Regions from separate parts of the Homo sapiens genome. Here region 2 is linked to region 1. The links are chromatin loops, found by intact Hi-C in ENCODE. Cell type or tissue: MCF 10A. All regions are shown on one strand. Each heading gives the region's core, and the rest is flanking DNA. Links, peaks and the distances in the headings are about the cores only.

Evidence for each region. A loop is a pair of places that touch in the nucleus more often than their neighbours do. Peaks named below come from ENCODE experiments on the same cell type or tissue, not always from the same donor. Only the 100,000 strongest peaks of a DNase experiment are listed, where the experiment ranks them.
Region 2: it touches region 1 in a loop (26-fold over the local background); 56 of 110 quality-filtered maps call a loop at or near these places.

The regions. Positions count from the first base shown.
Region 1 is chr11:10,789,487-10,794,865 of GRCh38, forward strand. No RefSeq gene overlaps it. Among named protein-coding and RNA genes, the nearest start is that of SNORD97, 9.4 kb to the right of the region's middle. RefSeq lists enhancers at 2,372-2,921, 2,922-3,471 and a silencer at 3,132-3,271. In MCF 10A, for the core only: a CTCF peak has its summit at 3,146 (motif pointing right); a DNase peak (open chromatin) is centred at 3,175.
Region 2 is chr11:11,784,919-11,790,297 of GRCh38, forward strand. No RefSeq gene overlaps it. Among named protein-coding and RNA genes, the nearest start is that of MIR8070, 4.4 kb to the left of the region's middle. In MCF 10A, for the core only: CTCF peaks have their summits at 2,004, 3,024 (motif pointing left) and 5,051; a DNase peak (open chromatin) is centred at 3,033.

The DNA of each region.
Region 1 (5,379 bases), core at 90-5,089:
TTGTGATTTTGTTTTCTTTTTCCTAAAGAGACCTCCACCACCCCTGCCAAATTATGTAAACTTCAGGCCCTACAGAATCTGGAACTTTCCCGAGTAACGTGCTTAGAAAAGTCACGTCACCCTAGGCCGGGCACGGTGACTCACGCCTGTAATCCCAGCACTTTGGGAGGCTGAGGCGGGCAGATCACCTGAGGTCAGGAGTTCAAGACCAGCCTGACCAACATGGCAAAACCCTGTCTCTACTAAAAAATACAAAAATTGGCCGGGCGTTGTGGCAGGCGCCTGTAATCCCAGCTACTCGGGAGGCTGAGGCAGGGAGAATTGCTTGAACCCGGGAGGTGGAGGTTGCAGTGAGCCGAGATCATGCCATTGCACTCCAGCCTAGAAGAAAGAGGGAGACTCTAAAAAAAAAAAAAAAAAAAAAAAAAAAAAAAAGAAGCAAAGCAAAGAAAAGAAAAGTCACCTCACCCCAAATTATGAAAAATTTTAATAGGCTTAGCTTTATATCTTTTCTTTTGGCTTATTTTCTAATTTTTTAGTACTAAAGTAGATTACTAATTTTCTTCAAAGAATTTTTCTCAGAACAAAATAGAGCTCCACTGCTCATTCATTCACTCATTTTATTTACTGGTTCGTCCAAGCTCTTCCCTCACCTTTCTGTACCTAGCTGAGTTGTGAAGCAGCTGGTGGGTTCAGGGGAGGAGAGAGGAAGGGACAGAGCTAGAGGGCACGGTGGCCCTGGATGGAAGTGATGGTACTGGGGTTGGGGGCAATGTATTAGTTTCTAGGACTACCGTAATGAAGTAGCACAAACAGGGTGTCTTGAACAACAAAAACATATTCTCTCATTGTTCTGGAGACTAGAAGTCCAAAATCAAGGTGTCAGCAGGGCATGGGAAGGCTCTAGAGATAATCTGTCCATGTCTCTCTCCTAGCTGCTAGCATTGCTGGCAAACCTTCGCAGTCCTTGGCTTGTAGAGACGTCACTCCAATCTCTGCCCCTGTCATCAAATGGCACTCACCCTGCATGTCTGTGTGCCACTTCTCTTATTATAAGGACACCATTATATCAGATTAGGGCCTCCTCTAATGACTTGCTTACATCTGCAAAGACCCTATTTCCAAATAGGAAGATCACATTCACTGGTACCTGGAGTTAGGACATCAGCATATATCTTTGGGGGCTGGGGACATAATTCAACCCATGACAGAAGGATTAGGGGGCTGATTCTTCCTCACCTCCGGTCCTACACCCCAACCCTCAGAAGCACCTGCCCCTCCCTACACTCATTCCGCCCTGGTTACACTTCCAAGCATGAGGAGCTCATTGCCTCTGCAAAGGGTCCTTTACTTTCTCTCTTCAGTTTCTGTCCCCTACCCCAACATGCATTTTGGTGTATCTGGTATGAGCACCGGCTCCTGAGTTACAGTGTAGGGCTTGAATCACCACCCCATGACTTAATAGATGTGTGGCCCAGTACTTCAAAAGAGCATGCATGATATGATGTGGCTCTGTGTCCTCACCCAAATCTCATGTCATCTCAAATTGTAATCCCCATAATCCCCATGTGTCAAGGGAGGGACCTGGTGGGAGGTGATTCGATCTTGGGGGCGGTCTCCCCCATGCTGTTCTCATGATAGTGAGGGAGTTCTCACAAGGAGATCTGATGGTTTTATAAGTGCTTGACAGTTCCTCCTTCACACTCTCTCTCTCGTTGCCTTGTGAGGAAGGCGCCTACTTGCCCTTCACTTTCTCCCGTGATTGCAAGTTTCCTGAATTCTCCCCAAACATGTGGAACTGTAAGTCAATTAAACCTCTTTTTTTTTTTTAATAAATTACCAAGTCTCAGGTATTTCTTTATAGCAGTGTGAAAACAGCCTAATACAATGCAGAAAAGGCGTTCATAGCTACTTGCCAAATACATGAAAGATCTTGGGCAGGTGCTTTGCTTCTCTGAGCCTCAGTTTGGGGCTCAGACATGGGGATAGTGAAGGGGGATAGTGAAGCACCTGCCTCAAGGATGTTGGGATGATTACAAGGGATGACTACCTTGATGCATTTGGTCCAGCCTGGCATATGCTAACTCCTCGGCAAACATTAGCTACAATAATCATAATATGTCCTAGCAGAGCTCAGGATGCAGTGCAGGCACTGCACTGGTCTTAATGAGGGATTGATATTAACAAATGATAAAAAGCAATCCTCCAAAGGCAGCCCATCTCACTCAGCATAAAAGCCAAAGTCCTTACTGGGTCTGACTAGTTCTCTGCACTGGCCGGCGCCCTTCTCCTCAGCCTCAAACCCCCTTGCCCTCTGCTTGGCCAGATTGTTCCTCAGACAGGCCAGGTGCGTTCCCAATCTCAGGGCCTCCAGCTTGGCCTCCCCTCTGCCAGGAATGCTGTTCCTCCAGATGGCTGTGGAGTTCACCCCCTGGCATCTCTTAGATCTTTGCTCAAAGGCCACCTCCTCCTGAGGCCATCCCAGAACCCCCTCTTTCAAGCAGCACTCACTCCACTCCCTAGCCCTTACTCGCATCCCTGCATACAGCACTTTTTACTGCCTGGCACTGTACGTTTGTTGATTTACTGTCTCTCTGCTATCACCCAGAACGTTGCTTCCAGAAGAAGACTGTCTCATTACTGTTACATCTCTGGCCCTGGAGTAGCCCCTGGCAAATATGTACTCAGTACATGTTTGCGAGACGCATGGACTTGTAGAACAGTTCCACAGCTGTCCATCACTGATGTTCCATACCTAGCGATGCGGCCCCTCGAAACGCACTGGAGAGCTGGGCAGACCAAGGATAATTTCACAGGTAAGTCAGATAGAGCCTGGGGAGGTGCAGCGATTGGCCTAGGCTCCGAGACTGATGACCCGGGAAGCTGGGGCCTGCGCTCTGCTCTGTGGCTCGGCATGCTGTGCAGCTGACCTGAGCAGCTCTTGAGGAGTCACTGCTCATTTACCAGTCACATCGTCGTGTCATGCACCGTTGACAGGAGACCAAGCCCAGGGCAACATTCTCACTTCCCCCTCTCCATGAGCGTGACCAGTGGGTCTCGGTCTTGCCTCCGCGTGGGCCGTACAGGACAAGGGCCAGAGCCTTGCAACCCGACCCACCTGCCAGGGGTGGTCTCCCAGCATCCCGGCAGAGGGCGCTGTGGGACAGCGTTGCTGATCGGTCGGGGACCTGGGTCCAGCTCAGCCTCCTGCGCTCCCCCTGGGTCAGGACGGGCAAGGGCAGGGCTGCGGGGCGGGGCAGGGCAGGCTGTGGGACTTGAATGTCCTGTGTCCGCTACTCTCTGCCCTGTGCTCAGGTGTCTCCTCGTCCAGGGCTCTTGCATATTCTTGTAGGACTTTGCTTGGAAAATTGTCTAGTGAGAAAGTGATTCGTTTTTGGTTTGCATGAGGCTATGGTTGCAGAGTTAGAAAGGGAGGGAGTGTTGGTTTGCGGCAAAAAGTTTAGGGATGAATATTGAGTTTGAAGTGCTGTGGCACATTCAGAAATATGTCCAGGGGCTGGTTGGATGTGCGAGTTAGACATTCTGGAAAGGGGTTTGGACTCAAGATACAGATGTCATCAGCAGATAGCTGGTAATCGGATCCACAGAAGTGAGTGACAGTGTTGAAGGAGGGAGGCAAAACAGCAACATTCAGGGGCCAGGTGAAAAAAGAGGGCTTTTAAAGGAGACTGAGGAGAAGCTGGGAGAAAAACAAAGTGGGAAAGAGGAAAGTCAACTGGCAAGTGCTTTTGATTGATCAAATAAGACTGAGCTATACCCTTTAGTTATATCTAGCCAATGATCTTGTTAGTTCAGAAGATGGAAGCAGTTCTCCTGGGGAGGAATCTTAGAAAGGAGGGTGACATTCATATCTATTGGGCTGCTATGTGGGATGCTTTCCCTAGTGACTTTTACATATTAGCTTGTTTAGCTCTCATGACAATCCTTAAGTATTAACCCTGTTTTCTTTCTTTCTTTTTTTTTTTTTTTTTAAATTTTTGAGACAGGGTCTTGCTCTGTCTCCCAGGCCGGAGTGCAGTGGCACGATCATAGTTCACTGCAGCCTCAAACTCTTGGGCTCAAGCAATCCTCCCACCTCAGCCTTCAGAGTAGCTGGAACTACAGCTGCACGTTAGCCACATTTTCATTCATTCATTCGAGACAGGGTCTCACTCTGTTGCCCAGGCTGGAGTGCAGTGACGTGATCATGGCTCACTGCAGCCTCGACCTCCTCGGCTCAGGTGATCCTCCCACCTCAGCCTCCTGAGTAGCTGAGACTACAGGTGTGCATCATCACACTCAGCAAATTTTTCTACTTTTTTTTTTTTTTTTTTGTAGACACAGGGTTTCCCCACGTTGCCCAAGCTAAATTTTCTAAAATAATTTCTAAAATAATCAAGACTCAGATAAAAAATATCTTACCTAAGATCACCCTGCTTGTGTTAGAGATTAACCCTAGATCGATCTACAACTCGAGTCTGAGGTCTTCCCACTACTTCCTTCCTCTATGTCCACATCCTGCCATGTAGGGTAATTTTATTAATTCATGATTTGGTTGAACAAATATTTGAGTTTACCGGGCACTGGGCACTGTTCTAGATGCTGGGAATACAGCAGTGAAAAAAACTGTCAAATACTTCATGCTCTTCACATTCTAGCAGGAATCAGATATAACCATGCAGTATGTCATGTAATGAGACATGGAGATACAAAAAGGAAAGAGGGATGAGGATGTGTTTAGAGTTTTTAAATATATATATGAATTTCTTTCCTGCCCCTTAAGATCTGCAGGAGGTTATCAGAATTGACAATGAGGACTTTACTAATAAAAGTGACATTTGAAGCTGGGCGCGGTAGCTCACGCCTGTAATTCCAGCACTTTGGGAGGCCGAGGAGGGCGGATCACGAGGTCAGGAGATCGAGACCATCCTGGCTAACACGGTGAAACCCCGTGTCTACTAAAAATACAAAAAGTTAGCCGGGCATGGTGGCGGGCGCCTGTAGTCCCAGCTACTCAGGAGGCTGAGGCAGGAGAATGGCGTGAACCCAGTAGGTGGAGCTTGCAGTGAGCCAAGATCGCGCCACTGCACTCTAGCCTGGGCAACAAAGCGAGACTCCGTCTCAAAAAAAAAAAAAAAAAAAAAAAAAAAAGTGACATTTGAGCCAAGACCTGAGGAGGGGGAGAAAGCCAGTCATCCAGTTATCCAGAAGAAAGGAGGAACATAAAACCTCCAAAGTAAGAAGATGCTTGGCATGTCCCAGGAGCAGCAAATCCAGTGTGGTGGGAGCAGAAGGATTAAGTGCCAGCAGTAGGAAATTAGATCAGAGAAACAGGTTGTGGGGCAAGGATGGGGAGAGGGCTAAGAAAATCAGATGTGG
Region 2 (5,379 bases), core at 159-5,158, 1.0 Mb after region 1:
TTTCAGCTTCATCCTGCTGCCAAGAGTCCTACTGATGAGCAGTGGCCATCCAGACTTACTATTCCTTCAACTCCAGTCATCTCTAAGCTTGTCTGCATGGGGGCTACTAAGAGCTCACTGTGAGAACGAAGGTCAAGGACTCTGGGGTCAAAGTGTCTGGACCTATTCACCTCCTGGCTGTACCACTTCATAGATGTGAGATAAGTTACTAAACATATCTGTGCCTCAATTTTCTCAGGTATAAAATGGGGACAATAATAGTATCTTTCTCAGAGAGTTGTTGTGAGAGTTTATCTAATGAAATGTGTATAAAGTACTGAAAACGTCAATAAATACTATTTTTATGACTTCCCAAGGGCCTGCTGACCACTCTGGAACAGTTGAGGCAGTGAACATAGAGCCATGACCACAGACTTGCTAGGTGTTACAAGTTACTTAGTAGGTGTTACAAGGCACATCCAGAACAGGGGAAGGTGGCAACAGAATGGCATGAAAATAACTATATTAGTTTTCTAGGGCTGCTGAAACAAAGTCCAAAAACTGAGTGGTTTAAACCAGGGGTCCCCAACCCCCAGGCAACAGACCAGTACCACTCTAAGTTACATGCTCCTTATAAGAATCTAGGCCGGGTATGGTGGCTCACACCTATAATCTCAGCACTTTGGGGGGCAGAGGCAGGGGGATCACGAGGTCAGGAAATCGAGACCATCCTGGCCAACATGGTGAAACCCCATCTCTACTGAAAATACAAAATTTAGCTGGGCGTGGTGGTGCATGCCTGTAATCCCAGCTACTCGGGAGGCTGAAGCAGGAGAATCTCTTGAACCCGGGAGGCGGAGGTTGCGGTGAGCCAAGATCACGCCACTGTACTCCAGCCTCAGCGACAGAGTAAGACTCTGTCTCCCAAAAAAAAAAGAATCTAATGCCTGATGATCTGTCCCTGTCTCCTATCACCCTCAGATGGGACCACCTAGTTGCAGGAAAACAAGCTCAGGGCTCCCACTGATTCTACCTTATGGTGAGTTGTATAATTATATCATTATATATTAAACGTGATAATAATAGAAATAAAGTGCATAATAAATGTAATGTGCTTGAATCATCTTGAAACCATTCCCCTGCAACCCCCCAACCCTGGTGAAAAAATTATCTTTCATAAAACCAGCCCGTGGTGCCAAAGAGGTTGGGGACTGCTGGTTTAAACAACAGAAATTCATTGTCCATGGTTTGGAGGCTGAAAGTCTAACATTAGGGTATCAGTAGGTGAGTTCCTTTTCAGGGCTGTGCAGAAGGATCTGTTCTAGGCCTGTGTCCTTGGCACGGATGGCACCTTCTCCCTATGTCTCTCCACATTGTCTTCTCTTCACGCATGTCTCTGTGTCCAAATTTCTCCTTTTTATAAAAACACCAGTCATATTGGATTAGGCTCCACCAGAATGACCTCATTTTAACTTGATTACCTCTATAAAGATCCTATCTCCAAATAAAGTCACTCTCTAAGTAGGGCACTGGGGATGAGGACTTCAACATACGAATTGTCAGGTGATGCAATTCAACCCACAACAATGACTAATGAAAATTGTTACCATTCATTAGGCAGCTAACACATGTCAAGGATATAACTATGACTTTTTAGCACCCACAGCATATCTTCGGGTTATCTACTAAGAAAGTGGAGGTTCAGAGCATTTAAGTGACTTTCGAAGATTATTATACAGTTAGCAACTGGCAGAGCCAGGATTTGGATCACAACTGTCTGATCAAACCCATGTTCTCTAAATGTCATTTAACAGTGTCCTTTTAGTTGGTTCCAACTAGCCAGTGACAGGATCGTTCTTGTGAAGGTGCCCATCTCTGGATCTCCTCTGTTCACATGCAGATCCACTCGGACTCCAGAAGATCGTAGACTCTCAAAGCAGGCAGGACCCTTTGATGTCATCCTTTCCACCCCCTACTTTACGGATGAGGAAACAGAGTCCCTAGGAGACTAGTTACTTGCAGGAGGTCACATAGGAAGTGGGGATGTTCTGAATCTGCTCTCTACCCAACACTGCCTCTGCTGGAAGAAATTTTGAACTTTGCTGGTGGATCTAATTTATTTGGCAAATGGTTTCACAGATTTAAGCCATTTATACAAAATCATGAGATTAATCATTATTAATCAAACACAATCTGACACCGTATGAAATAGGCAAGGGATAGGTCTGTTATGCAAGCATCCTGCAGCCTTAATTACTGAATGGCTGGAATGATGGTCGGCCCCTCACATTTATCACAAGAAACATTCAGCTTCTTAGATAACTCATTTTCTATGCCAATGCTTTGAACAGTAAGAAATAAAGGAAACAGCAATCTGTGCTTGTCACAGGAGATGTTATCTAGAAAAGGAGGAACACATCAAATGTCCACATCCACTCTCAGACTGCACACGCAGCATTGCTCCATAATAGGATCAATCTTCTCTCAATTACCAGCTCTGGGGCACAGCCACCTTGTTGAGTGTCTAGAGCAAATGTCCCCTGCCATGTGATAGACATATGGCATTCTGCTTTCTCTGTCCCAGAACAGAGACCAAGTTTCTCAGGATCATTAGGCAAATGTTAACAGAACTGAGACAGCAACACGACCACACGACCACAAGGCTTGCAGCATCAGGTGTGATTCTGTGAAAAGACCAAAGCCCTACTTGCTGATTCAGCTCTGCTTCTCAGAAACTGTACTTCCTGGGATAGATTCCTTCAGCTTCTGGGACTCAATTTCCTCATCTTCACCATGGGGGAAAGGGTTGCCTACATCACAGGTTGTGAGGATTCAATAAGATGATGGCTGAGAAAGTGCACAGCGCAGTAGCTGGCGCTGAGTAGGGGCTTAAGTATTTTTTAATTAAAAATATATGGCAAATAATTTTCTTCCCTCTAAAGCTCATCTGCAGTAATCTATTCTTCCCTTATTCATACGCAAATAAGGAAGGACGGAGTTGTAAATATTATGGGCCTAACTTGGCCCATCTCTGTTCTAATGCTGCCACCTGCTGGACAGCCAACAACCCACACAGGTATTTCAAGGGGATGCCCTGATACTAATGGGAGACAATCTCAGATGCATCTAGGCAAATCCTTCCTTCCCTAACACACTCCCCCTGGCCTCCATCCTTCAGATCTAGACCTAGTGCACCCCTGACTTATCGGATCCTGGGGTTGACTCACAACCTAATTTCCTTGGCAGGAGGTATTTTTCAGACAGTGTGACGTCTGCCTAATAGATCACAGCTCCCAGCATTGGGAACATGAGGACAGCTATGGGCTGAGTTGCCCAGGGAGTTCGAAACGAGCATGCGGCCTGCAGACATGTTTTGTTCAAACTGCATCATATTGGCCCACACTGTGTTTAATAAAATTCAAATTACCCACCAGCACATAAATATCAGATTTCACCTAAAAACGTGGATATTTTCAGCATGTTGTAAAATCTAAAGATATAGCAACACAAGATCCACACTCCTTCATGACAGCAATTAGCCAGAGCAACTGCTCCCTTCAGCCTGAGCATGGCCTCACCAGTGTGACACACTCCCTACCACTCCCTTTCGGACCTTTCCCTTGACCTGCTTCACTTAGGTTACTCTGCCCTGGCCCTGGAGCCACAAAAATTGTTGTCTCCCTAAACCAAAGCACAAAGCATTGCATAGACTAGGATGGCTAAATAGAGCAGCAGGAGTGAATAAAAGAATGATTTACACCTTAAAGTAATAATGTTAATAATTAGTAATTACCAAGCACTTACTTAGCTTGTGCCAGGCACAGAGGAAAGCACTTTGACCCTAACTTTTTGACCCCAAATATATTTTCATTCCATGGTACATTTAAATCTCACATTTCTGCTCTTCTCATTTGCTTTGTTCTCTGTGCCAAGAAATATAAAATCCCTAACTCATCCAATTCTTAACAAATATTACCTGCAGAAAGAATCTGTTCGAAGTAAAACTAGCAATGGCAAAAGCTTCAAACAGTAAAATTTGTTACGACCAAAAAATAAAAATAAAAAAAGAATCCTACATCTTAGGTAATATTGAAAATAGAAAATTCGAACTAAAAATTTTCATATAAAAGAATAGAATTTTTAATCCCAGCACTTTGGGAGGCCGAGGCAGGTGGGTCACTTGAGCCCAGGAGTTTGAGACCAGCCTGGGGAACATGACGCGACCCTGTCTCTACTAAAAATACAAAAATTAGCCAGGTGTGGTAGTGCACACCTGTAGTACCAGCTATTTGGGAGGCTGAGTGAGCCAAGATCATACCACTGCATTCTAGCCTGGGCAACAGAGCAAGACCACGTCTAAAAAAAATAAAATTTTCTTTACAAATTTTTACCTGTCAATTTTACCCAGGAGAATTGTACTTGCTAACAACAATGGCCAAGAAGAAAACTCACAATAGTAAAAGTAATAATTAAACAAGATAAGAAAAAATGCTAATTACTGAGCCTTAAAAAAAATGTATGTGGAAAAAATTGACCTCAGTAGAAACAACTTCAGTAGAATAAAACTTTAAATTGGGAAAAATAAGAAATCACTTAAATGTATTGTATAGAAAATGGTTCAAGAAGTTATACTGGGTCTATAATTCTTCCCTTCCCCCCTATATCATAGAAAATCCATGTCAATAGCCTAGCATGTATCCTTCCATATATTTCTCCATATTTATTTAATCTCTCATACTCACATTCATATTGAGGGAGGCTTTTCATTGATTGTCTTACAAAAATCTAATCATACTATGCACATTTCCTGACATCTTGTTTTTCTCACTGAATAATATCTTACAGAAATCTCTTTCAATCAGACTGGGCTTATGCATAGAAAAGAAAGCCTATGAAAGGGATTGCTAGGTGGAAGGAATCCACCAGCACTTTTTATTTTTAAAAGAAGTTGTCAGATTACTTTCCAAAAGGACTGAAATAATTTACATTTCCTTGGTCAAAATTATGCAGGGGCCTTTTCCCTACATCTCACCAGCAGGCGGCATGACTGCTGCTTCCCACTAGTCTGACGGGGTAATAATCTCCGTATTACTTTACTCTGCATTCTCTAACTTCTAATAAATTTGAGCAACCTTTCCTATGTTTGTTGACAACTGAATTTGCTTTTCCACAAAGTGCCTATTTATAATACTTGGCCATTTTTTACTGGGATATTTGTCTTTTGCTTGCCATTTGTAAGAGTTTATAGTATATTTTCATTACACATATTCTACCTGTCACCTGCGGTACAGTTATTCTTTTCAAATCACTTGCTTGTCTATTGACTCTGCCTATGATATCTTTGCAATACAGGGGTGTGAATTTTTATGTGGTTAAATGTGATTAACCTCTTGTTAAAAG